Regions from separate parts of the Homo sapiens genome. Here all the other regions are linked to region 3. A link is an interaction called in ENCODE POLR2A ChIA-PET data of the cell type or tissue named here. Cell type or tissue: PC-9. All regions are shown on one strand. Region 1 has its middle 10 kb from the start of SLC6A3. Region 2 has its middle 89 kb from the start of MIR4277. Region 3 overlaps LPCAT1 (lysophosphatidylcholine acyltransferase 1).

Region 1 (8,000 bases), 61 kb after region 3:
CATGCTCACATGCACTCATGCTGAGGCTTACACATGTACACATGCTCACATGCACTCATGCTGAGGCTTACACGTACACACATGCTCACATGCACTCATGCTGAGGCTTACACATGTACACATGCTCACATACACTCATGCTGAGGCTTACACATGTACACACATGCTCACATGCACTCATGCTGAGGCTTACACATGTACACATGCTCACATGCACTCATGCTGAGGCTTACACATGTACACACATGCTAACATGCACTCATGCTGAGGCTTATGCATGTACACACATGCTAACATGCACTCATGCTGAGGCTCACATGCACTCATGCTGAGGCTTACACGTACACACGTGCTCACATGCACTCATGCTGAGGCTTACACATGTACACACATGCTCACATGCACTCATGCTGAGGCTTACACATGTACACACGCTCACATGCACTCATGCTGAGGCTCACATGCACTCATGCTGAGGCTTACACATGTACACATGCTCACATGCACTCATGCTGAGGCTTACATATGTACACACATGCTCACATGCACTCATGCTGAGGCTTACACATGTACACATGCTCACATGCACTCATGCTGAGGCTTACATGTACACACATGCTCACATGCACTCATGCTGAGGCTTACACATGTACACACATGCTCACATGCACTCATGCTGAGGCTTACACATGTACACACGCTCACATGCACTCACGCTGAGGCTCACATGCACTCATGCTGAGGCTTACACATGTACACATGCTCACATGCACTCATGCTGAGGCTTACATATGTACACACATGCTCACATGCACTCATGCTGAGGCTTACACATGTACACATGCTCACATGCACTCATGCTGAGGCTTACATGTACACACATGCTCACATGCACTCATGCTGAGGCTTACACATGTACACACATGCTCATGAGCACATTCACATGCACGTCTTCATAGACACATTCACATGCATGCACATGCTCACACTAATGCACACACACTTATATGCTCCCACACATGCTCACACACACACAGCAAGCAAAGAGGACAGCCTGCATGCCCGGTACTGTCCTCATGCTGTGGCTAGCTGTGAGGCTGTGATCAGCAGCTACACCTTCCTTCTTCCACTACCCATTCCACGTTTTCTTGACCCTAAGCAGTACTTTGGATGGTCAGGGTTCTTTACCCAGTGAGAGGACTCAAATTTTCATTCCAGTGTGTCTGATGCAGTTGTCGTCTTGCCTTTATTAGTCACAATATTAGTCGTGAAAGCCCTGAGAAGTACCTAGAGAATCCACTGAGCTCCAAGATAGCCCTTTCATTGGGGTTAGCCATCCCCACCAAGACAGCATGCTTTTCTTGAACTATTAGCTAAGTGGCATGAGCAGCCCCAAATAGCTGATGACCGTCTGAACTTTCAGTGCAGCAGATGGATCACTGAGGTCCCAGGTAAGAGCATTCCAGCCTTGGGAACTAGGACCTTGAAAGCAAAAGAGCCCAATGTCACAGACGAGAAAAGCAAAAATATGTGAATGGGTTTATCAGCCCACCTGGGATCATTGATGCTGCGGTAACAAATGTAAACCAATAAAATGTCAGGGTCAGCTAAACAGATGTGGTCCTCGCCCGTCTCTCCCAGGCAGGTCAGCTGCAGCTCTGCTCCATGTCACCATCTGCATCCAGCCCAGCACAGCAGCCCCTCCTGGGACTCAGCCAGTCAGATGGCTTTGGGAAGAGGTGACAAGCAAGCCTGCCTAGATGCTATATCTGCTGCACAGACGCAGAATACAGCAGGCCCACTCCTGGTTCATTGGCCACAGTAAGCCATGTGGTCACAGCTGAATTCAACAGCCAGAGACGTACAGTCCTGCAAGGGAGCCCCTCAAAGGAGGTGAAGGATCTTCTGAACAGCAGCACCAGCCACCCTGCAGTAAGTGTTGGATGTGGTGGTGAGCAGGGCCAGTCCTAATTCCACCCATTGACATTACAGACATTATTCTGGCTATGAAATGGTGCCATGTCTTGGTCCACAGTTCGAGGCACTATGTCATCCATCAGGATGGCAGTCCAATGTTCTAGGGCACTGCCTCCCCATGGGCAGCACACCTAAAGCTTCAAGAAGTCATCCTCATGCTTAATCAGACTCGCCACCTCTGGGTGATGGGAAACGTAGGGATTCCAAGTGTGTACCTGTTCCCATGCTGCCTTTGCTGTAAAGTAAATTCCTTAACAATGCCATAGGAGGTGGGCAATAGTGAATAAGCCATTCATCAAGCCCACAGATGGTGCTGTCAGAAACACTGACAGCAAAGACATATCCATATCTGGAATAAGGGAAACTGAAACCAAGAGATACTCCCCTCAATGATGGAAGAGTCCAGTGTGATCAACCTGCCTCCAGGGGGCTGGCTAGTCCCTTTCCCAGGAATGGTACCTGGGGCTAAGTATGGGACCCTGCTTCCGACATGTTGGGAGTCCAGTGATAACTGCATCAGCCTAGGCTATTGTTGATGGGTCAGCTCTTTGTTATTGATCCACACTCATCTCCATCCCTATTTCCAGTGCCAGTTTGTGAATGGTTCTACTAGGTAAACACTGGGTTGGCTGGGAAAGAGACAGGCTGACATCCACTGCCTGTGTCATACCCTGGCAGAGACTATAGTAAATTAGACCCGACAAGAGAAAATATTAGTGAACCTGAAAATACAGCTATGTGTGATCCCAGTGATGTACAGGGAGAAACAGACAGAAATGAAGCACAAGTGGGCATGGAATAATGCCACAAGGCCCATCACATGTGATTGGAGCCCTAGAAAAGGAGGAGGACAGGACAGAAAAATTATTTGATGAAATAATGGCCAGAATTTTTTTCCAAATCTATAAACTAAGATACCCAAGAAGCTCAATAAGCACCCAGCAGAAAAAATACAATAAAAACACAGCAAGACACACATCACAAACTGCTGAAAGCCACTGAAAAGGAGAAAAATCTTAAAAGCAGCTGGAGAAAAACAACATACTATCAAGGAACAGAGATAAGAATGAAAGCCAACTTCTCTTCAGAAACTATGCAACCCAGACGTCAAGGAACAGAGATAAGAACGACAGCCGACTTCTCTGCAGAAACTATGCAACCCAGACGTCAAGGAACAGAGATAAGAACGACAGCCGACTTCTCTGCAGAAACTATGCAACCCAGACGTCAAGGAACAGAGATAAGAACGACAGCCGACTTCTCTGCAGAAACTATGCAACCCAGACGTCAAGGAACAGAGATAAGAACGACAGCCGACTTCTCTGCAGAAACTATGCAACCCAGACGTCAAGGAACAGAGATAAGAACGACAGCCGACTTCTCTGCAGAAACTATGCAACCCAGACGTCAAGGAACAGAGATAAGAACGACAGCCGACTTCTCTGCAGAAACTATGCAATCCAGATGACTGATGACATCTTCAAAGAGACTAAAGACGAATGCGGCCACCCTGGAATTCTATGCTAAAATAAACATCTTTTAAAAATCAAGGCATAATAGAAACATTTTGAAATCAGCAAAAGCTGAGATAATTCACTGCCAGTAGTTCATAATGACCAACAATGTTCAGAGTTCTACAGGCAGAAATAAGAGAATACCATGCAGAAATTTGGCATTTGAAGGTAGATTGTGGTAAGTTAAAAATACACATAGTGGCCAGGCATGGTGGCTCACGCCTGTAATCCCAGCACTTTGGGAGCCTGAAGTGGGTGGATCATCTGAGGTCAGGAGACCTTGTGGCCAACATGGTAAAACCCCATCTCTACTAAAAGTATGAAAATTAGCTGGGCATGATGGTGGGTACCTGTAATCCCAGCTACTTGAGAGGCTGACGTGGGAGAATCTCTTGAACCCTGGAGGTGGAGGTTGCAGTGAGCTGATATGGTGCCATTGCATTCCAGCCTGAGGTGACCGAGCAAAACTTCATCTAAAAAAAAAATACACATAGTAAGACCCCCTCCCATAGAAAACAGAACCAAAGAAGTATAACTAATATAAATGTAAATTTTACCCAAACTAAGAAGGAAGGTGGGAGGGAAAGAACAAAGGACAGAGAATAGAGATAGATAACAAATAGCAAAACGGTAAATTTAAATCCAATCATATTAGTAGTTACATTAAACATAGACTAAAAACTCCTAAATGACATTTGTTGGACTAAATAAAAAATAAAATACCTAACTATATGCTGTTTAAATATAGATTGAAAGTAGAAGAATAGACTGGGCACAGTGGCTCCTGCCTATAATCCCAGCACTTTGGGAGGCCGAGGCAGGTAGATCATTTGAGGTCAGGAGGTCAAGACCAGCCTGTCCAACATGGTGAAACCCCATCTCTAGTAAAAATGCAAAAAAATTAGCTGGGCGTGGTGGCACATGCCTGTAGTCCCAGCTACTTGGGAGGCTAAGGCAGGAGAATCACGTGAACCCTGGAGGCAGAGGTTGCAGTGAGCTGAGATTGCGCCACTGCACTCCAGCCTGGGTGACACAGCAAGACTCTGTCTCATAAAAAAACAAAACAAAAAGGTAAGAAAGTAAAAGAATAGGAAATATATTTATAACATGCAAACAGAAGCTTAAGAAAGTTTATTTGGCAAGATTGTCATACTAAGTGTACTTTAGAGACTAGGAGAATTAGCAGAGTTAAAGACAGACATTTCATGATGATAAAAGTTCAATTCAATTGGAAGACACAATGTTTAAAAGTGCATGTATCTAATCACATAGCTTAAATATATTAAGCATCAATGACAGGATTTAAAGGAGAAATAAATCTGCAAACATAGTTGGAGATTTTAACATAGATCTCTTAGTAACTGATATAACTATCAGGGAAAAATGTAGTTACATAGAAAAACAGCTCTATTCACCAAATGATGTGCCATTTCAAGTGCACATGAAGCAGTTGACAAAATAGACCATGTGCTTGACCACAGATAAATTTCAAGATGTTTAAATCACACAGAGTATGTTCTCTCATCTAAATGAAGCTAAATGTCATGAATTCTGCCCATATTCCCCAGGGCAGAACTGAGCTACTTGGCCGAGAAGCTACAAGAGTAACTGGAAAACATTTGCTGAGGAAGGACAACAGAAACAGCAATACTGATGAGGAGGCCACTGTCTGTCATGTGACACTGTCAAGGGCTGGCTAGGTGCAGATTAACTCCCTTAAATGTAAGAAAAGTGAATGGGGGCCAGACGCAGTGGCTCATGCCTGTAATCCCAACACTTTGGGAGGCTGAGGCATGTAGATCACCTAAGGTTAGGAGTTCCAGACCAGTGTGGCCATCACAGTGAAACCCTGTCTCTACTAAGAATATGAAAATTAGCTGGGTGTGGTGGTGCACGCCTGTAATCCCAGGTACTCTGGAGGCTGAGGCAAGAGAATTGCCTGAACCCAGGAAGCAGAAGTTGCAGAGAGCTGAGATCGCACCACTGCACTCCAGCCTGGGCAACAGAGTGAGACTCCATCTCAAAGAAAAGAAAAGAAAAAGAAAAGTGAATGGGTCCACAATTTTTGCTTCCAGTCAAAATGGAAGAGTAGAGACTGGATTTACCCTCCGTTGGGAAACATGGTCATTAGGCAGGAAACTAAGATGGGCTTTGCCCCAGCAGGGAAGAAGCATCAGCCCTGAGCAAAGCACTGCTCTGGTCCTCCTGGGCAGAGCTTAAAAGCAAAACCTGAAAGAATGACCAAACTACAACAGGGACCTTACCAGTGGCCAAAGACAAACTTCCAGAATATTCACATTAGTACAGTGTTATCCACAAACCAACAGGGTTAAATTCACAATGCTGGGCATCCACTGGAAATTAGCACAATGCAAAAAGGTGGGAAAATGTGACCTACAGTCAATAGAAACAGACCCAGAGATGACTCAAATGATAGAATTAGAGAGGCATTGACAATCATAACTGTTACCTCATTCCAAGAGCTAGCCAAAGGCGAGACTGAATATGTTTAATAGAGACATGACAGATATTTTTTAAAAGACACGAATCCAAATTCTAGAGATGAAAACCACAATGTCTCAGATGCAAAATGCACTGGTTGAGAGGAGGGGTGGATTCAACATCTCAGAAGAAAAGGATACATGAACTTGAAGACATAGATGGCAGTGCAAACTGTTCAAAATGAAATAAAGAAAAAAGACAAAAAAATGAACCAAGCATCAGAGAACTGTGGGACTTCAAGCCACCTAATATGCAAGCCATAGGAATCCTCAAAACAGATCATGTCTAAACAATGTCATTTTATGATAGCATCAGTTCACCAAAAGGACAAATGTTTATGTACCTAATAACATAGCTTCATAATGAATTCGGCAAAAACTGATAGAACTGCAAGGAGACATAGAGCAGTTCACACAATTATACTTGGAGATTTCAATACCTCTTTCCCAATAGTTGATAGAACAGATACACAGAAACTTTTAAGGATACAGAAGACTTCAAAAACAGTACGAACTAACATGACCTATTTGATATTTATACAATAATTCATCCAATAATAGCAGAGTGCACATTCTTTTCAAATGCATGTGAAAAGCTTACCAAGATCGACCACAGTCCAGACCATAAAATTCCCTTTAGGGATTCAGGTCATGTAAAGCAAGTTCTCCAACAAAGAGGCAAATAAATTTGATACCAAAATGAAAAATACATTTGGCAAAAAATAAAGAAGCATATCCAGACAATCTTCTAATATTTGGAAACTAATCACATATCTAAATAACAATGGGTCAAAGAGGACATCAAAAGGGAAATCAGAAAATATTTTGAACTGAATGAAAACAAAACAACATATCAAACCTTTTGGAATTTGGCTAAATCAGAACTTAGAAGAAAATCTAGACATGAAGCCTGCCTCAGAAAGGAATAATGATGAAAAATTGATGGCAGCCTCCACCCGAAGAAATCCCATGCGGGACTTTGGAAGAAATTGAAAAGTTGATTCCAAAATTCATATGAAAAAGCACAGGACCGAGAATATGCAAAACAACTTTGAAAATGAACAAAGTTGTCTGACTTACATTACCTGATTTAAAAATGTATTACAAAAGGACCATAATGAAGATAGTGCCATTTTAATCTCCTCAGGCTGCCACAACAAAATACACCAGATTTGGGGGCTTAACAGCAGACATTTGTTTCTCACAGTTCTGGAGACTGGAAATCCAACATCAAGGCAGCTGATTCAGTTCCTGGTGAGGCCTCTCTTCCTGGCTTGCAGATGGCCGCCTTCTTACTCTATCTTCACATGGCAGAAAGTAAAATGGAGAGAGCTTCCTCTTCTTATAAGGCCACAGTCCTCCTGGGTTATGACCCCACCCTTACAATTTAATTTAACCTAATCACCTCCTAAAGTCCCTATCTCCAGATAAAGTCACCTTGCGGGGGTTATGGCTTTAACCTATGAATTTGGGGGTAAACAATTCAGTCCACAGCAAGTGTGGTATTAGCATCAAAATGGATTAACAGATCATAAAACAGGGAGCCCAGAAATAAACCCACACACATACATACAACTGACTTTTCAACAAAGGTGCAAAAGCAACTCAGCAGAACACTGAACAACTGGCTCTTCGGAGGTAAAGTGGTGAACTTCAATTGGTGTCTTACACCAAGCTAGTTTAAAAATGCATTCTATGTGTAAATATGCAATCTATAATTTTAAAAAGTTTAGAGGAAAACTTAGGAGAAAATCTTGATGATCATGAATTTGGTAAAGATTTCTTAAATACAACACTAAAAGCAGGATTTGTGAAAGAAAAATGGATAAATTAGACTTCATCAAAATTAATAACTCTTCTCTGAAAGAATCTATTAAGAGAATGAAAAGACAGTCCAAGACTGGGAAAAATATTTGCAAAGTACCCATCTGATAAGGGACTGGTATCCAGAATAGTAAAGAACTCTCAAAGCTCAATTAAACAACCCAAAGGTGCAAAAGATTTGAAC
Region 2 (8,000 bases), 100 kb before region 3:
CAGACCCAGGGAGGAGCTGATGTTCTAGTTTGAGGGTCGTGCAGGTTCTAGTTTGAGGGTCGTGCAGCTGGAGACCTGGAGAGGAGCTGATATTCTCGTTTGAGGGTCATGCAGCTGAAGACCCGGGGAGGAGCTGAGGTTCTAGATTGAGGGCCATGCAGCTGCAGACCCGGAGAGGAGCTGATATTCTAGTTTGAGGGTCTTGCAGCTGCAGTTCCGGAGAGGAGCTGATGTTCTAGTTTGAGGGTCGTGCAGCTGCAGACCCAGAGAGGAGCTGATGTTCTAGTTTGAGGGACGTGCAGCTGCAGACCTGGATAGGAGCTGATGTTCTAGATTGAGGGTCAAGCAGCTGAAGACTCGAGGAGGAGCTGAGGTTCTAATTTGGGGGTCGTGCAGCTGAAGATCCAGGGAGGAGCTGAGGTTCTAGATTGAGGGTAGTGCAGCTGCAGACCCGGAGTGGAGCTGATATTCTAGTTTGAGGGTCTTGCAGCTGCAGTTCCGGAGAGGAGCTGATGTTTCTAGTTTGAGGGTCGTGCAGCTGCAGACTCGGAGAGGAGCTGATGTTCTGATTTGAGAATCTTGCAGCTGCAGACCTGGACAGGAGCTGATGTTCTAGATTGAGGGTCGTGCAGCTGAAGACTTGGGGAGGAGCTGAGGTTCTAATTTTGGGGTCATGCAGCTGAAGACCCGGGGAGGAGCTGAGGTTCTAGATTGAGGGTCTTGCAGCTGCAGCTCCAGAGAGGAGCTGATGTTCTAGTTTGAGGGTCATGCAGCTGCAGACTCGGAGAGGAGCTAATGTTCTGATTTGAGAATCTTGCAGCTGCAGACCCGGAGAGGAGCTGATGTTCTAGTTTGAGGGTCGTGCAGCTGGAGACCTGGAGAGGAGCTGATGTTCTAGTTTGAGGGACGTGCAGCTGCAGACCTGGATAGGAGCTGATGTTCTAGGTTGAGGGCCATGCAGCTGAAGACTCGGGGAGGAGCTGAGGTTCTAATTTGGGGGTCATGCAGCTGAAGACCTGGGGAGAAGCTGAGGTTCTAGATTGAGGGTCGTGCAGCTGCAGACCCGGAGAGGAGCTGATGTTCTAGTTTGAGGGTCTTGCAGCTGCAGTTCCAGAGAGGAGCTGATGTTCTAGTTTGAGGGTCATGCAGCTGCAGACTCGGAGAGGAGCTGATGTTCTGATTTGAGAATCTTGCAGCTGCAGACCCGGAGAGGAGCTGATGTTCTAGTTTGAGGGACGTGCAGTTGCAGACCTGGATAGGAGCTGATGTTCTAGATTGAGGGTCATGCAGCTGAAGACTCGGGGAGGAGCTGAGGTTCTAATTTGGGGGTCATGCAGCTGAAGACCCGGGGAGGAGCTGAGGTTCTAGATTGAGGGTCTTGCAGCTGCAGGCCCGGAGTGGAGCTGATATTCTAGTTTGAGGGTCTTGCAGCTGCAGTTCCTGAGAGGAGCTGATGTTCTAGTTTGAGGGTCGTGCAGCTGCAGACTCGGAGAGGAGCTGATGTTCTGATTTGAGAATCTTGCAGCTGCAGACCTGGATAGGAGCTGATGTTCTAGATTGAGGATCGTGCAGCTGAAGTCTCGGGGAGGAGCTGAGGTTCTAATTTTGGAGTCATGCAGCTGAAGACCCGGGGAGGAGCTGATGTTCTAGTTTGAGGGTCATGCTGCTGGAGACCTGGAGAGGAGCTGATGTTCTAGTTTGAGGGTCATGCAGCTGGAGACCTGGAGAGGAGCTGATGTTCTAGTTTGAGGGACATGCAGCTGCAGACCTGGATAGGAGCTGATGTTCTAGATTGAGGGTCATGCAGCTGAAGACCCAGGGAGGAGCTGAGGTTCTAGATTGAGGGTCATGCAGCTGAAGACCCAGGGAGGAGCTGAGGTTCTAGATTGAGGGTCTTGCAGCTGAAGACTCGGGGAGGAGCTTAGGTTCTAGTTTGATGGTCTTGCAGCTGAAAACCCGGGGAGGAGCTGAGGTTCTAGATTGAGGGTCTTGCAGCTGTGGACCTGTAGAGGAGGTGATGTTCTAGTGTGAGGGTCTTGCAACTGCAGACCTGGAGAGGAGCTGATGTTCTCGTTTGAGTATTTTGCAGCTGCAGACCTGGAGAGGAGCTGATGTTCTAGTTTGAGGGTCTTGCAGCTGCTGACCTGGAGAGGATCTGATGTTCTAGTTTGAGGGTCTTGCAGCTGAAGACTTGGGGAGGAGGTGATGTTGTTCGCCTTGAGGGTCTTTCAGTTGGAGACTCAGGGAGGAGCTGATGTTCTAGATTTAGGGTCATGGAACTGGAGACCTGGAGAGAAGGTCATGTTCTAGTTTGAGGGTCTTGCAGCTGCAGACCTGGAGAGGAGCTGATTTTCTAGATTGAGGGTCATGCAGCTGAAGACTCGGGTAGGAGCTGCGGTTCTAGGTTGAGGGTCGTGCAGCAGAAGACTCGGGGAGGAGCTGAATTTCTAGATTGAGAGCCTTACAGCTGCAGACCCGGAGAGGAGCTGATGTTATAGTTTGAGGGCCCTACAGTTGCAGACCCGGAGAGGATCCGATGTTCGAGATTGAGGGTCGTGCAGCTGAAGACTCCGGGAGGAGCTGAGGTTGTAATTTGAGGGTCTTGCAGCTGCAAACTCGGGGAGAAGCTGATGTTCTAGTTTGAGGGCCCTACAGTTGGAGATCTGTACAGGAACTGATGATCTAGTTTGAGGGTCGTGCAGCTGAAGACTCGGGGAGGAGCTCATATTCTAGTTTGAGGGCCCTGCAGCTGGAGATGCAGACAGGAGCTGATGTTGTAATTTGAGGTTGTGCAGCTGAAGATTCAGGGAGGAGCTGCTCATGTATTTTTAGGGTCATGGAGCTGGAAACCCGGAGAGGAGCTGATGTTATAGATTGAGGGTCGTGCAGCTGAAGACTCTGGGAGGAGGTGACGTTCTAATTTGAGGTCCCTACAGCTGGACACCCAGAGAGGAGCTTATGTTCTAGATTGAGGATCATGCTGCAGAAGACTCGGGGAAGAGCTGAGGTTGTAGTTTGAGGGTCGTGCAGCTGGAGAACCAGACAGGAGCGGATGTTCTAGATTGAACATCGTGCAGCTGAAGACTCGGGGAGGAGCTGATGATGTTCACTTTGATGGTCTTTCAGCTGGAGACTCAGGGAGGAGCTGATGTTCTAGATTGAGGGTCATGGAGGTGAAAACCCGGAGAGGAGCTGACGTTGTAGTTTGAGGGTCTTGCAGCTGCAGACCCGGAGAGGAGCTGATGTTCTAGATTGAGCGTCGTGCAGCTGAAGACTTGTGGAGGAGCTGAAGTTGTTTGCGTTGTGGGTCTTTCAGTTGGAGACTCGGAGGAGCTGATGTTCTAGATTTAGGGTCACGGAACTGGAGACCTGGAGGGAAGCTGATGTTGTAGTTTGAGGGTCTTGCAGCTGCAGACCCAGAGAGAAGCTGATGTAGTTTCAGGGTCTTGCAGCTGCAGACCCAGAGAGGAACTGATGTTCTAGATTGAGGGTCGCACAGCTGAAGACTTGGGGAGAAGCTGATGTTCTAACTTGAGGGTTGCGCAGCTGAGGACTCGGGGAGGAGCTGATGTTGACGGCTGTGCAGCTGGAGATCCGGTGGGGAGCTGATGTTCCAGTTTGAGGGCCGTGCACCTGGAGACCCAGGGGGGAACATCAAACTGGAACATCTGCTCCCCGCAGTGCCTCCAGCTGCATGGCTCCCAGACTGGAACATCGGTTCCCACCCGGGTCTCCAGCTGCACGGCCCTCAAACTGCAACATCGGCTACCACTGAGTCTCCAGCTGCATGGCCCTCAAACTGGAACATCAGCTCCCCACCGGGTCTCCAGCTTCACAGCCCTCAAACTGGAACTTCAGCTCCCCACCGGGTATCCAGCTGCACAGCCCTCAGACTGGAACATCAGCTCCCCACCGGGTCTTCAGCTGCACGGCCCTCAAACTGGAACAATTTGAACCTGGCGGGGAGCTGATGTTCCAATTTGAGGGCCATGCAGCTGCAGACCCGGCAGGGAGCTGATGTTCCAGTTGTAGGGCTGTGCAGCTGGAGACCCGGGGGGGAAGCTGATGTTCCAGTTGTAGGGCCATGCTGCTGGAGACCCAGGGGTGGAGCTGATGTTCCAGTTTGAGGGCCGTGCAGTTGATGACCCGGCAGGGAGCTGATGTTCAAGTTTGAGGTCTGTGCAGCTGGAGACCCGCGGGGGAGCTGATGTTCCAGTTTGATGGCCGTGCAGCTGGAGACTCTGCTGGGAGCTGATGTTGCAATTTGAGGGCCATGCAGCTGGAGACCCGGCGGGAAGCTGATGTTCCAGTTTGAGGGCCGTGCAGCTGGTGACCTGGCGGGGAGCTGATGTTCCAGTTTGAGGGCCGTGCACCTGGAGACCCGGCGGGGAGCTGATGTTCCAGTTTGAGGGCCGTGCAGCTGGAGACCCAGCGGGGAGCTGATGTTCCAGTTTGAGGGCCGTGCATCTGGAGACCTGGTGGGGAGCTGATGTTCCAGTTTGAGGGCCGTGCAGCTGGATACCCGGGGTGGAGCTGATGTTCCAGTTTGAGGGCCGTGCATCTGGAGGACCGGTGGGGAGCCAGTGTTGCCGGTTGAGGGCCGTGGAGCTGGAGACCCGGGTGGGTGGGAGCTGATGTTCCAGGTTGAGGGCCATGCTGCTGGAGACCTAGCAGGGAGCTGATGTTGCAGTTTGAGGTGGTGCAGCTGGAGACCCAGTAGGGGAACTGATGTTGCAATTTGAGGGCCGTGCAGCTGGAGACCCTGTGGGGAGCTGATGTTCCTGTTTGAGGGCCTAGGAGCTGATGTTCCAGTTTAAGGCCATGCAGCTGGAGACCCGGGGGGGAGCCAGTGTTCCAGTTTGAGGGCTGTGCATCTGGAGACCCGGTGGAGATCTGATGTTGCAGGTTGAGGGCCGTGGAGCTGGAGACCTGGGCGGGGAGCTGATGTTCCAGTTTGAGGGCCATGCAGCTGGATACCTGGCTGGGAGCTGATGTTGCAGTTTGAGGGCTGTGCAGCTGGAGACCTGACGGGAGCTGATGTTCCAGTTTGCAGGCCGTGCATCTGGAGACACGACGGGGAGTTGATGTTCCAGTTTGAGGGCTGTGCATCTGGAGACCCGGTGGGGAGCTGATGTTGCAGGTTGAGGGCCGTGGAGCTGGAGACCTGGGTGGGGAGTTGATGTTCCAGTTTGAGGGCCGTGCATCTGGAGACCCGGTGGGGAGCTGATGTTGCAGGTTGAGGGCCGTGGAGCTGGAGACCTGGGTGGGGAGCTGATGTTCCAGTTCGAGGGCCATGAAGCTGGACACCCGGGGGGAAACTGATGTTGCAGTTTGAGGGCCATGCAGCTGGATACCTGGCTGGGAGCTGATGTTCCAGTTTGAGGGCCGTGCATCTGGAGACCTGGCGGGGAGCTGATGTTCCAGTTTGAGGGCCGTGCAGCTGGAGACCCGGCTGGGAGCTGATGTTTGAGGGCCGTGCATCTGGAGAACCGGTGGGGAGCCAGTGTTGCCGGTTGAGGGTCGTGGAGCTGGAGACCCGGGTGGGTAGGAGCTAATGTTCCAGGTTGAGGTCCGTGCTGCTGGAGACCCAGCAGGGAGCTGATGTTGCAGTTTGAGGTGGTGCAGCTGGAGACCCAGGGGGGAACTGATGTTGCAATTTGAGGGCCGTGCAGCTGGAGACCCTGTGGGGAGCTGATGTTCCTGTTTGAGGGCCTAGGAGCTGATGTTCCAGTTTAAGGCCATGCAGCTGGAGACCCGGTGGGGAGCCAGTGTTCCAGTTTGAGGGCTGTGCATCTGGAGACCCAGTGGGGAGCTAATGTTGCAGGTTGAGGGCCGTGGAGCTGGAGACCTGGGCGGGGAGCTGATGTTCCAGTTTGAAGGCCGTGAAGCTGGAGACCTGGCGGGGAGCTAATGTTGCAGTTTGAGGGCCGTGGAGCTGGAGACCCGGGGGGGAGCTGATGTTGCAGTTTGAGGGCCATGCAGCTGGATACCTGGCTGGGAGCTGATATTGCAGTTTGAGGGCCATGCAGCTGGATACCTGGCTGGGAGCTAATGTTGCAGTTTGAGGGCTGTGCACCTGGAGCCCCGGGGTGGAGCTGATATTCCAGTTTGAGGGCTGTGCAGCTGGAGATCTGATGGGAGCTGATGTTCCAGTTTGCAGGCCGTGCATCTGGAGACCTGGTGGGGAGTTGATGTTCCAGTTTGAGGGCCATGCATCTGGAGACCCGGTGGGGAGCTGATGTTGCAGGTTGAGGGCCGTGGAGCTGGAGACCTGGGCGGGGAGCTGATGTTCCAGTTTGAGGGCCGTGAAGCTGGAGACCCGGCGGGGAACTGATGTTGCAGTTTGAGGGCCATGCAGCTGGATACCCGGCTGGGAGCTGATGTTGCAGTTTGAGGGCTGTGCACCTGGAGCCCCAGGGTGGAGCTGATATTCCAGTTTGAGGGCCGTGCAGCTGGAGATCTGGTGGGGAGCTGATGTTCCAATTTGAGGGCCATGCAGCTGGAGACCCGGCGGGGAGCTCATGTTCCAGTTTGCAGGCCATGCAGCTGGAGACCCAGCGGGGAGCTGATGTTCCAGTTTGAGGGCCGTGCAGCTGGAGATCTGGTGGGGAGCTGATGTTCCAGTTTGAGGGCCCTGCAGCTGGAGACCCGTGGGGATCTGATGTTCCAGTTTGAGGATGGTGCAACTGGAGACCCGGGCGGGAGCTGATGTTCTAGTTTTAGGGCCGTGCAGCTGGAGACCCGGGGAGGAGCTGACGTTCCCGTTCGAGGGCTGTGCAGGTGGAGACCTGGAGAGGAGCTGATGTTGTTCTAATTTGAGTGTGGTGCAGCTGGAGATCCAGGGATGAGATGGTCCTGCAGTTCAAATATGAGGGTCCCGGAGCTGGAATCTGGGTGAGGAGCCAATGCTGCCTCTGATGTCTTAGGTTGTGGAGCTGGAAACTCGTGGAGGAGCTGGTATTGGTGTTTCTAGTTGTGGGTCGTGGTATTTCCAGGGTTTCACAAAGGCCAGATTTTATTTCAGTTACTCAGAAGCGAAAGAAAATGTCTTCTGAAAGAGGTGAACTCAATCATTACCAATAGAAAAAGTATCCACTGTATTCATCTCTTATAGAAACAGAAAAATATAACATTTCCCCCCTTAGAATATAACTTAATGTTCCATTGTATGTAGCTGAACAATAACATCTGGAAACCAGCATGAAACCCTATTATTCACATGTTAAAATGTTGAAACTATGACCAAAATATGAAAACTGCTAGAGCTATCAGAAAGAGACAAGACAAAAACCTTCTTGCATATGTATAAACTAAATGTGACAATCTCAAAAAACTTTTCAACATTATGATTACCTTCCAGTTTAAAAACCTTAATCCTAAATTTAAAAAAAAATCTATACACAAACCACTGATTTGCCCAGACCAAAAGAAAGAAAGAAAGAAAGATCAGCGGTAAGGTAAGCAGGACCCAGAGGAGCTGATATTCACAGTTCTTACATGTACAACTCTTCCAGGAATTATCCATAAAGTACTTTATTTTACAACCTGCTTTTCTTGTAAAACTAAAGGTCCACTTTTTTACATAAAAGTTTTATACGGCGTTAAAACCAGAACTGTACGTAAAATACTGCATCTAAATGTTTCTAAATAATCTTGTTCCATTGGTTCATCGGTGACTTCTGTGGCTTCGTCATCATTTTCCATGGATGATTCTGAAAGAATCTCTCCAGTTTTACTGGAATTGGATCCTACTAATTCTTCTGTTTCACGGCAGTCAGAAGAACCACTACTTTCAGGGCCTTCGTTTTCATTACCTTCGGAATGTAGTAAATCTTTCTCAGCTTGAGACACATCAGATTCCTCCATTTGATTATTTTCCTCAGAAGTCTCTTCATTCACAGTTGAGGCATCAGATTCTTTTTCTTGATTTTTTCTTTCCGGGATCATTTCTCTTGATATCATAAAAGACTCTAAAAATAAGCAAATGTTGTTGTACTTAA
Region 3 (8,000 bases):
GATCCTCCCGCCTCGGCCTCCCAAAGTGCTGGGATTACAGGCGTGAACCACCGCGCCCGGCCCATTTTCCCCATTTCTAAAGTCTCTGCTGCTCGGAACCAGAGTTGGCAAGAACTTACATCCTGGAAAGCATAATGCCTTCCTGTGCACCTTGGAGCTGAGTCCTTGGACGGGCGTTGCTGTCTCAGAGTGGAGGAGGCTGCTGGGTGCCCGCCTGCCCACGCTGGCTAATCCACAGAGAGGATTATGATGAGGGTTGAGTCCAGGGACAGATTCTGCCCCTCCCTGCCTGGTGGCCCTGCATAGAATTTACCCAAAAGTGGGCCATCTTTTTCTCCACATTTTTATACAAATACCTGAGTTGTGATTTTTTAAAAAAACTCAGGAGCAGGACTCCGCCCTCTCAGCCTCGCTCCTGAGTCCAGCATGGCCACTGCAGAACAGGAATTCGTGTGCCTGCACACGTTGCCAGGCTCCTCACGTGGATGGCTGTGTTTGCAGTGTGTTCTTGACCCTTGGTGCCCTCCAGGCACACATGCACGGGGATGGGGGTTCCTCAGGCTTCTCTGAGCTGCTCCTGCTGCCCACTGGGTCCCTGGGTGCTGCCTGCCTGGATTCAGTAAGACTGGCTCTTCGCTCAGCCCCATTGCCGGGCAGTGGATGTGGAGGGGTGGGGTGGGCCAAGGAGCCCTGGGCAGTGTACCCGGTGGGAGCACAGGGCAGCCACACCCTGTGGAGGATGTGCAGGAGAGTGCCTGTCCCTTGGGGAGGATGGAGAAGGCCAGGGCTGTACAGGGCCTGCTGTCTCCCTGGATGCCTCAGAGGCCTTGGAGACGGTGCCAGGCCCATGGCCCCCAGCTGCCTTCTGATGACCTGGGTGTGATGGTGCCAACTGTTTTGGCCCAGTAGAGGCCCAAGCGTCATTTTCCCGTGTCCTCGCCTCTGGTCACTGTCATCCTTTGCCCCAGGAAGCACAGGTGAGGACACAGAGGCCCAGCTGCTGTGCCGTCTCCCAGGCAGGGAGGGCAGCGTGGGCTGGCTTAGCATGGATGCCTGCCCTCACCTCACAAGGAGCCCTGACCTTAGGGAACTGGCTTTTTTCTCAAAGTCATCGAGAGCGTTCCTGTAATCCTGTCTAATTTTCCGAATGAATTTTCCGAATGACGCACTCGTGAAACTTAGTTGTGGTTAACTTTGCAAAATGGGAAGGGGGGTTCAAAATCGGAAAAGACTTTACTTTTCATTTTTTATAGCATTCTGTCCTAAAACTTGGGTTTCTAATATGAGTGTGTGTATGAGAATATGTGTGTACACACATGCATACACATATACATAAGTGCATACACAGGCATATACATGCGAGTGTACACAAACATCCACATAAGCATACCCACATACACACAGAAGCTCACGCACATAGTTTTGTTTTACAGCTGACAGCAAAGCACCATCAGTTTCATGCAGAAACCCGTGATTGTGACCCAAAGTTCGTCTTAAACGGACACTGTCTTTGCACTCCTGTTTCATCGTGAGAAAGAGCCCTTTATCTTATATTGTCAGCACGCATCTGTGCCAACTTTTAAAACTCTGCAGCTTCTGGGTCTGTTTCAGGACGCCAGGCTGGCGTGAGCCATGGGAGCTGCTTTCTTCCCCCACTCATGCACCCTGCTCTGCACGCTTCCTGCAGGCACGGTTCCTTTCTCACATCAGCCCAAGTGAGACAACACCTTTCCGTTCCCAGACAGGAGATGACACCCAGGGCGCCTCCTTCACTGCCTGTGGTCGTGGCTCCGGAACTCTAAAGGAGCACATGTTTTTACGCATTTCAGAATGATGCTGGCCTCTTGCCTGGGTCCGGCCCCCTATCGTCATTGGCACTCAGGACTGCTCCTTCCTCCCACTGGAACACAGGGCCATGTGGGTTCTGCTCCTGCCTCTGCTTGCTGTTCACAGCCATGGTCGGTGCTGGCCGCAGCAGGTGCATTTTAAGTTTTTACTGTGGGCCGGGCGCAACGGCTCACGCCTGTAATCCCAGCACTTTGGGAGGCCGAGGCGGGCGGATCATGAGGTCGGGAGATCGAGACCATCCTGGCTAACACGGTGAAACCCCGTCTCTACTAAAAATACAAAAAATTAGACGGGTGTCATGGCAGGTGCCTGCAGTCCCAGCCACCCAGGAGGCTGAGGCAGGAGAATGGCGTGAACCCAGGAGGCGGAGCTTGCAGTGAGCGGAGATCGCACCACTGCACTCCAGCCTGGGCGACAGAGCCGGACTCCGTCTCCAAAAAGAAAAAGATAAAGAAAAAGTTTTTACTGTGCCCGGGACAAGCAACCTGGGGTAAGACATCAGCTCTGTCTTATATTTTTCTCTTTTTTTTCAGCTGTGTTTTTTTTCCGCTTTAAACCACGCATTGCCTTTTCTCTGGAAGGCGTCCAGCCAGTCACCCGGCCCAAGCCCTTCATCCCATGCATGGGGCCACGGTGCATCCCCCACCCTGTGGGACCCAGGGTCAGGAGTGGGTGGGCTCGAGAGAGGCCGCAGGGCCGTGCTCAGAGTGGGGCGAGAACCCTGAGGCGTCCGTCAGCCCTGCGGGTTCACTTCTGCATTAGTCCATGTGAGCCGTCATCAGACTTTGCAAATGCTTCCTCTCTGATGTCCACTTTCTTTAGTAAGAGGAGGCAGGCGGCCCACAGCTGCGTTCAGAATGCATTCCGGATGCGGCTCTCCTGAGCCCTCCGACCTCGTCCCCTTGTCCCCTCGTCCCCCGTGTGGGGAGGCACTGCCAGGGGTGGGGGCTCCTGTCTGGGAACAGCGGCCTTTTCCAAACCTTGATTTTACTCTTGAATTTGACACGTCGCCTCTGTTCCTAGACGAACTGTAGTCTTTAGAAAATGTCAAGCTATGGTCACTACTTGCTTCCATTTTATTTAAATCGTTTCTTCCTAACATTGGCTTTTTTTTTTGCAGTTGAATTATCTATTTCTCGTATAAACATGTTAGGATTTTGTGCCTGAAAAAGTGGCCACTCAGGAGCCCTGCTTCAGGAGCCGGGCACGGGACTCGACTACCACACTTGCTGGGTGTCTGGCCCATGCCCGGTGCCTCCTGTGCCTGCAGGGGCAGAGCGCCCTTGAGTGCTGGGAGGGCCCAGGCAGCGGAGAACGTGGCTCCCTGTCCCACTCCGTCTCACCGCTCTTGTCTGAGAAGGCGCCCTGTGCTGTACTGCTTGGACATGACTGGTTGGGAGTGTCCAAGCTAGGCTTCCACGAGGTCACCTGTCTTGCTAAGCCATGTCCCTGCCTCTGACACAGAGACTGCAGGAGGAGCCCTCCTGACCTTCCTCTTCCTGTTTCCAGGGCCCTCATCCCCACGCGGCCCATGACAAAAGTGCTATGGTTCTCAGGATGGCCAGGAGCCGCGACCGTCCCCTCCAAGTCCTGTGGGCCTCCTGTGGGTGCTGGGGCATGCTTACCATTCCCGGTTACTGTTTCCAGCATTTCCAGTGTAAACCTTTAATCTAGCTGTGAATCATTCTGAAAATGAGCCCAGGAAAAAAGCATGATGCTAGGCTTGTGTTTGGAAATAACATTATTTTCTAATGTGATCACTGTTTGTCCCTGTGAAACCCACGTCATTTTGCAACCCTGGGGGATACTTTTTGCTGTATTAAAACCAATGCATCCCTGGCTTCTCAGCCATGTGCCAGCAGCATGAGCTTAGGTGTGTTAAAGGTGAGGTGCTGTTCTTGAACTTCCAGCACAGTCAGCTCCCAGCTTCCCTCAGTGTGGTCTTTCCTCTGCTGTGACTGGTGGCCCTCTAACCTCATCCCCTGTGCCCTCGTCCCCTGTGTGGGGAGACACTGCTGGGGTGGGGGCTGGTACCTGGGGACAGCAGCCTTTTCCAAACCTTGATTTTACTCTTGAATTTCACACTTCCCTCTTAGAGCCAGAGGAGTGAGTTATTTCCTCTTAAAGATATTTGCCACATACAAGCTTAAAAAAAAAAAAGGAAAGAAAGAAAACAGTTTCTCTCCCAGTTCTAAATGTTTTAAAACCCTTGGGGTAGAACCAAAGCTGGGCCAAGGTACTGGAGGGCAAGGGCCCTGGAGCCAGGGAGGGCTGGTGTCCATGCACAGACAGTGGGGATGCCGCCGGGCTGGGCAGGCGTGGATCAGCATGGAATGCCTGGGCTCCTTAGAGTGGAGTCTGTTTGTTCTCCTAGGCTACCCTGGAGGGGTTAGATCCACCTTTCTGCAGCAGTGAGTCATTGTCTCCATCAGGGAAGAGTCATGGTCACCTGTGTGCCATGTGAATCATCATTGTGACATCCTCCTGGGTCCCATGCATCCATCAAGCTCAGCACATCCCAGGCTAGACCTGTCCTGTCCCTGTGCCAGGCTGTCTGCCCAGTCAGTGGCCCCAGGACCACGTGGCGCCTGTGCCATTGGGGAAGTCTCTGTAAAGAGTGGGCTCTCCTCTCCCTCACCTTAGAGCGATCAGGTCATTTCTGCCTCCCCCACAACTGCCACTGGGCAGTGGCCTCCAGCCCCCAGCAGCCCTCCCTCTGTGTCCACAGCTGCACGTCAGGCTGGTCACCTCTGTACCTCCCTGCACTCAGAGGAGTGGACATACTTGCCAGGGCCCACAGCCCCTGCCCACTCCCATTCTACCCACTGGCTGAGCAGGGGTCAGCCTTGCCTCACAGACGTTACTGGTGGTCCAGGGGCTCCCTGCAGCTGGGGGAAGCAGGATGTCCTGGGTGGAGGGTCTCCCATAGCCAGGGACAGGGCCAGGATGTGCTTGGTGGGCTCCCTGGAGATGGTGGCGCAGACCCAGAATTGTGGGGACAGAGGCACTCCTGCAGCTCGGGGGAGTGGGGGTGAGCCAGGATGTTCCGGGGGGCCCCCTGTATTTGCCCGTAGTGTGGAGCAGGGTGTACAGGGCAGGCCAGGGGCTCCTGCAGCTAAGTGGGTGGGACTTAGGCCAGGATGTTGTGTGTGGGCGGCAGTGGGAGGTGGGGGAGGGTCCCAGTATCTGTAGATAGTGCAGGGCAGGGTATACAGGGCAGGCCAGGGGGTTGGGCCAAGATGTTCTGGGGGGCCCCTGTATCTGCGGGTAGTGTGGGGCAGGGTGTACAGGGCAGGCTGGGGGTGGGACTTGGGCCAGGATGTTCTGGGCTGGCGGGGGAGGTGGGGGACCTTGTATTTGCGGGTAGTGTGGCGCAGGGTGTACAGGGCAGGCTGTGGGCTCCTGCAGCTTTTGAGGGTTTGGGCCAGGATGTGCTGGGGGGCTCCCTGTATCTGCAGCCAGTTCGGAGTAGGAAGGGCCGGGCAGGCTGGGGACTCTTGTAGCAGGATCCCCTGATGCAGGATGTGCTGGGGGGCTCCCTGTATCTGCGGCCAGTTCGGAGTAGGAAGGGCCGGCAGGCTGGGGACTCTTTCTTGTAGCAGGATCCCCTGATGCAGGATGTGCTGGGGGGCTCCCTGTATCTGCGGCCAGTTCGGAGTAGGAAGGGCCAGCAGGCTGGGGACTCTTTCTTGTAGCAGGATCCCCTGATGCAGGATGTGCTGGGGGTGGGGCTCCCACCACAGGGGGCTTGGGAGGTGCTCTCCACCAGGGCCCCACTGGCTTTCTGCAGATGTTTGTTAAACAAATGCAAGCAGCTAGAAATGCCACGGATCCTGAATTTCAGGATTCTTTTTACTCAGACCAGGCGGGAGGTCCGGGGAGATTGGCGTTTCCCTGGGCCACAGCTCCGGAGGGCCTGTCTCAGGGCCTGGGCTGAATGGGAAGCGTGCTGGTATGTGTGAAGGTCCTGTTTTGGCTGGAGGTGGAAGGTGGGGTCCTGGCGGAGCACGCAGGGGGACCTTTTTGTTGGAATGATCCCAGGAGCCTGCTTCTCCTGAGCCCCCCACGATGTATCACTGTCTGCAGCGCCTGCATGGTCCACAGCCCCTGAGGTCCTCGGACACCAACAGAGTGAAATGCTGCTGCAGACCTCGGCCTGGCGGCGTGCCTGGCGGCGTAGGGTGCATTCCCAACCTCGGAATTAAAATGTGCAGAATGTACACCTGGGGGTCAGGGTGTGGGGCGTTTGGTTCACTTGACCACCTGTGGGCCCCGTGTGGACTTTGAGTCCCCCAGTGCGGAGCAGACTCCCAGTGTCCTGGGACACAGCCTGGGGCTCAGGACTGACCTGTCGAAGGAACAGTACTGAAGAAACAGGCTGCCTTTCACCGCGAGCGTTTGGCATGGCTCTGCTCTGTGAAGCTGTGAGGCCCGTGCACCTGCGATGGCCCCTCGTGCTGCTGTGGCTGCAGTGCTGGCATGTGGACCCTGTTTGTTGTTTTTGGATATCGCTCACTGGGCAGATGAGGCTGGGGCCTCCCTGTGCCTGGCCTGTGCCGGGCCCCTTGTGCCCAGCATCTCCTGTGCTTCTCCTCCCCTCGGCCTCGAGGACAAAGCTGGTGCCTCCCAGGAGGGCCCTGGCATCTCCAGCCTCTCCCCAGCCGCTGGTGGTGGGGGTTCTGCTCTCGGGCTGCCCATCTGGCCCCGTTCTCATTGGAGCTTCTCCACGGCTCCTGGGACTCCCACCTCCAGGGCCCGTTTCTGCACGTGGGAGCTTTGCCTTGAAAGCTGCCTTCTGAGGAAATGTAATCGCAGGGTGTCCCGCCCCACGGGTGAGAGCCTGTGGAAATGGAGGAAATGTCATCACAGGGTGTTCCGCCCCACGGGTGAGAGCCTGTGGAAATGGAGGAAATGTAATCACAGGGTGTCCTGCCCCACGGGTGAGAATGTAATCGCAGGGTGTCCCGCCTCACCGGTGAGAGCCTGTGGAAATGGAGGAAATGTAATCACAGGGTGTCCCGCCCCACGGGTGAGAATGTAATCGCAGGGTGTCCCGCCCCACGGGTGAGAGCCTGTGGAAATGGAGGAAATGTAATCGCAGGGTGTCCCGCCCCACGGGTGAGAGCCTGTGGAAATGGAGGAAACATAATCGCAGGGTGTCCTGCCCCACGGGTGAGAGCCTGTGGAAATGGGTCAGGTGTAACCGAGTCCCCGCAGCCTCCAAATAGGAATCTGCAGCTAGTTTCTGCTTTTGAAGCTTAGCCTGTGCCCACAGTGGAACGTGTGCAGCCCAGAAGCTTACACTTCTGAGTTTCTGCTCCCTTCCCTCCTGTATTCTTCTTGCGAGCACCTGCCGTGAGCCAGGCCTTGCAGGAGCTGAGCCCTCGGGGTCACCAGGCAGCAATGGAAGGGCCTCCCAGCCTGCAGCCTGTATTGTGGAATCTCTCCTCTAGAGTGTGGGGCTGCAGGTTGGACATGGGGGACGTCATATGTAGGGACCAGAGGGACAGAACTCTGGCTGGGTGTCCCAAACCCTTCAGGGAAGGGGGATTTGTGCAGAGCTTTGCGGGTGAGGAGGCATGAGGACTGTCTGGGAGAGCATGTGGGCAGGACCCGGAGGCCAGCCTGGGGACCGGAGGAGCGGCTCCGGCACCTGCCTGCCATCGGTCATCTTGAAGCAGGAACTGGGGCATCGGCTGTGATGCTCACATAGCCACCCTGCCTGGGCCCTCCCTCCGTGGGGCTCTGCACTCTCTACTCCTGATTTCTCAGCTGAGCTTGCACCTCCACCCCACGCCCTTTTCCCGCAGGCCCACACCAGGATGCCGGCGCGTGCCATCTTTACACGGGCTGCACCTGTGCCGTCTGAGCCAGGTGGTGCTGCGGTTTCCGTCGGTCTCGTTCTGCCTGCACCTGGACACCATTTGTCCAGAGTGCACATTGCAGGTGCTCAGGAATTGTCTGCAGAATGAGTAAGCGTGTTTTCTTTCACACACCTTTTTACTGGTTACTTTCCAACAGCACCAATGTGTGAGCACCATGCCCTGTGCTGGCATCACGGGTGTGAGCCAGGGTGTCAGGGAACGCTTAGTCCAGACAGCAGAGCCCCCCGATGGGAGGAAGACTCCAGGTGAAGGCGTGGGCCATACATA

Evidence for each region. Peaks named below come from ENCODE experiments on the same cell type or tissue, not always from the same donor. Only the 100,000 strongest peaks of a DNase experiment are listed, where the experiment ranks them.
Region 1: POLR2A ChIA-PET joins it to region 3 with 11 read pairs; 2 of 35 experiments call an interaction of 5 or more read pairs at or near these places.
Region 2: POLR2A ChIA-PET joins it to region 3 with 10 read pairs; 4 of 35 experiments call an interaction of 5 or more read pairs at or near these places.

Annotation. Positions count from the first base shown.
Region 1 is chr5:1,451,733-1,459,732 of GRCh38, reverse strand. No RefSeq gene overlaps it. Among named protein-coding and RNA genes, the nearest start is that of SLC6A3, 10 kb to the right of the region's middle. RefSeq lists an enhancer at 2,666-3,865. In PC-9, no CTCF peak of the experiment used is centred here; no DNase peak of the experiment used is centred here; H3K27me3 peaks cover 3,285 bases.
Region 2 is chr5:1,615,983-1,623,982 of GRCh38, reverse strand. It overlaps the pseudogene PDCD6P1 and the pseudogene LOC112267946. Among named protein-coding and RNA genes, the nearest start is that of MIR4277, 89 kb to the left of the region's middle. In PC-9, no CTCF peak of the experiment used is centred here; no DNase peak of the experiment used is centred here; H3K27me3 peaks cover 8,000 bases.
Region 3 is chr5:1,512,641-1,520,640 of GRCh38, reverse strand. The region is part of intron 1 of LPCAT1 (lysophosphatidylcholine acyltransferase 1); the gene reads left to right. Among named protein-coding and RNA genes, the nearest start is that of MIR6075, 5.8 kb to the right of the region's middle. RefSeq lists enhancers at 3,056-3,616, 4,176-4,735, 4,736-5,295, 5,296-5,856, 5,857-6,415 and 1 more. In PC-9, no CTCF peak of the experiment used is centred here; DNase peaks (open chromatin) are centred at 3,620, 4,300 and 5,690; H3K4me3 peaks cover 786 bases; H3K27ac peaks cover 2,716 bases.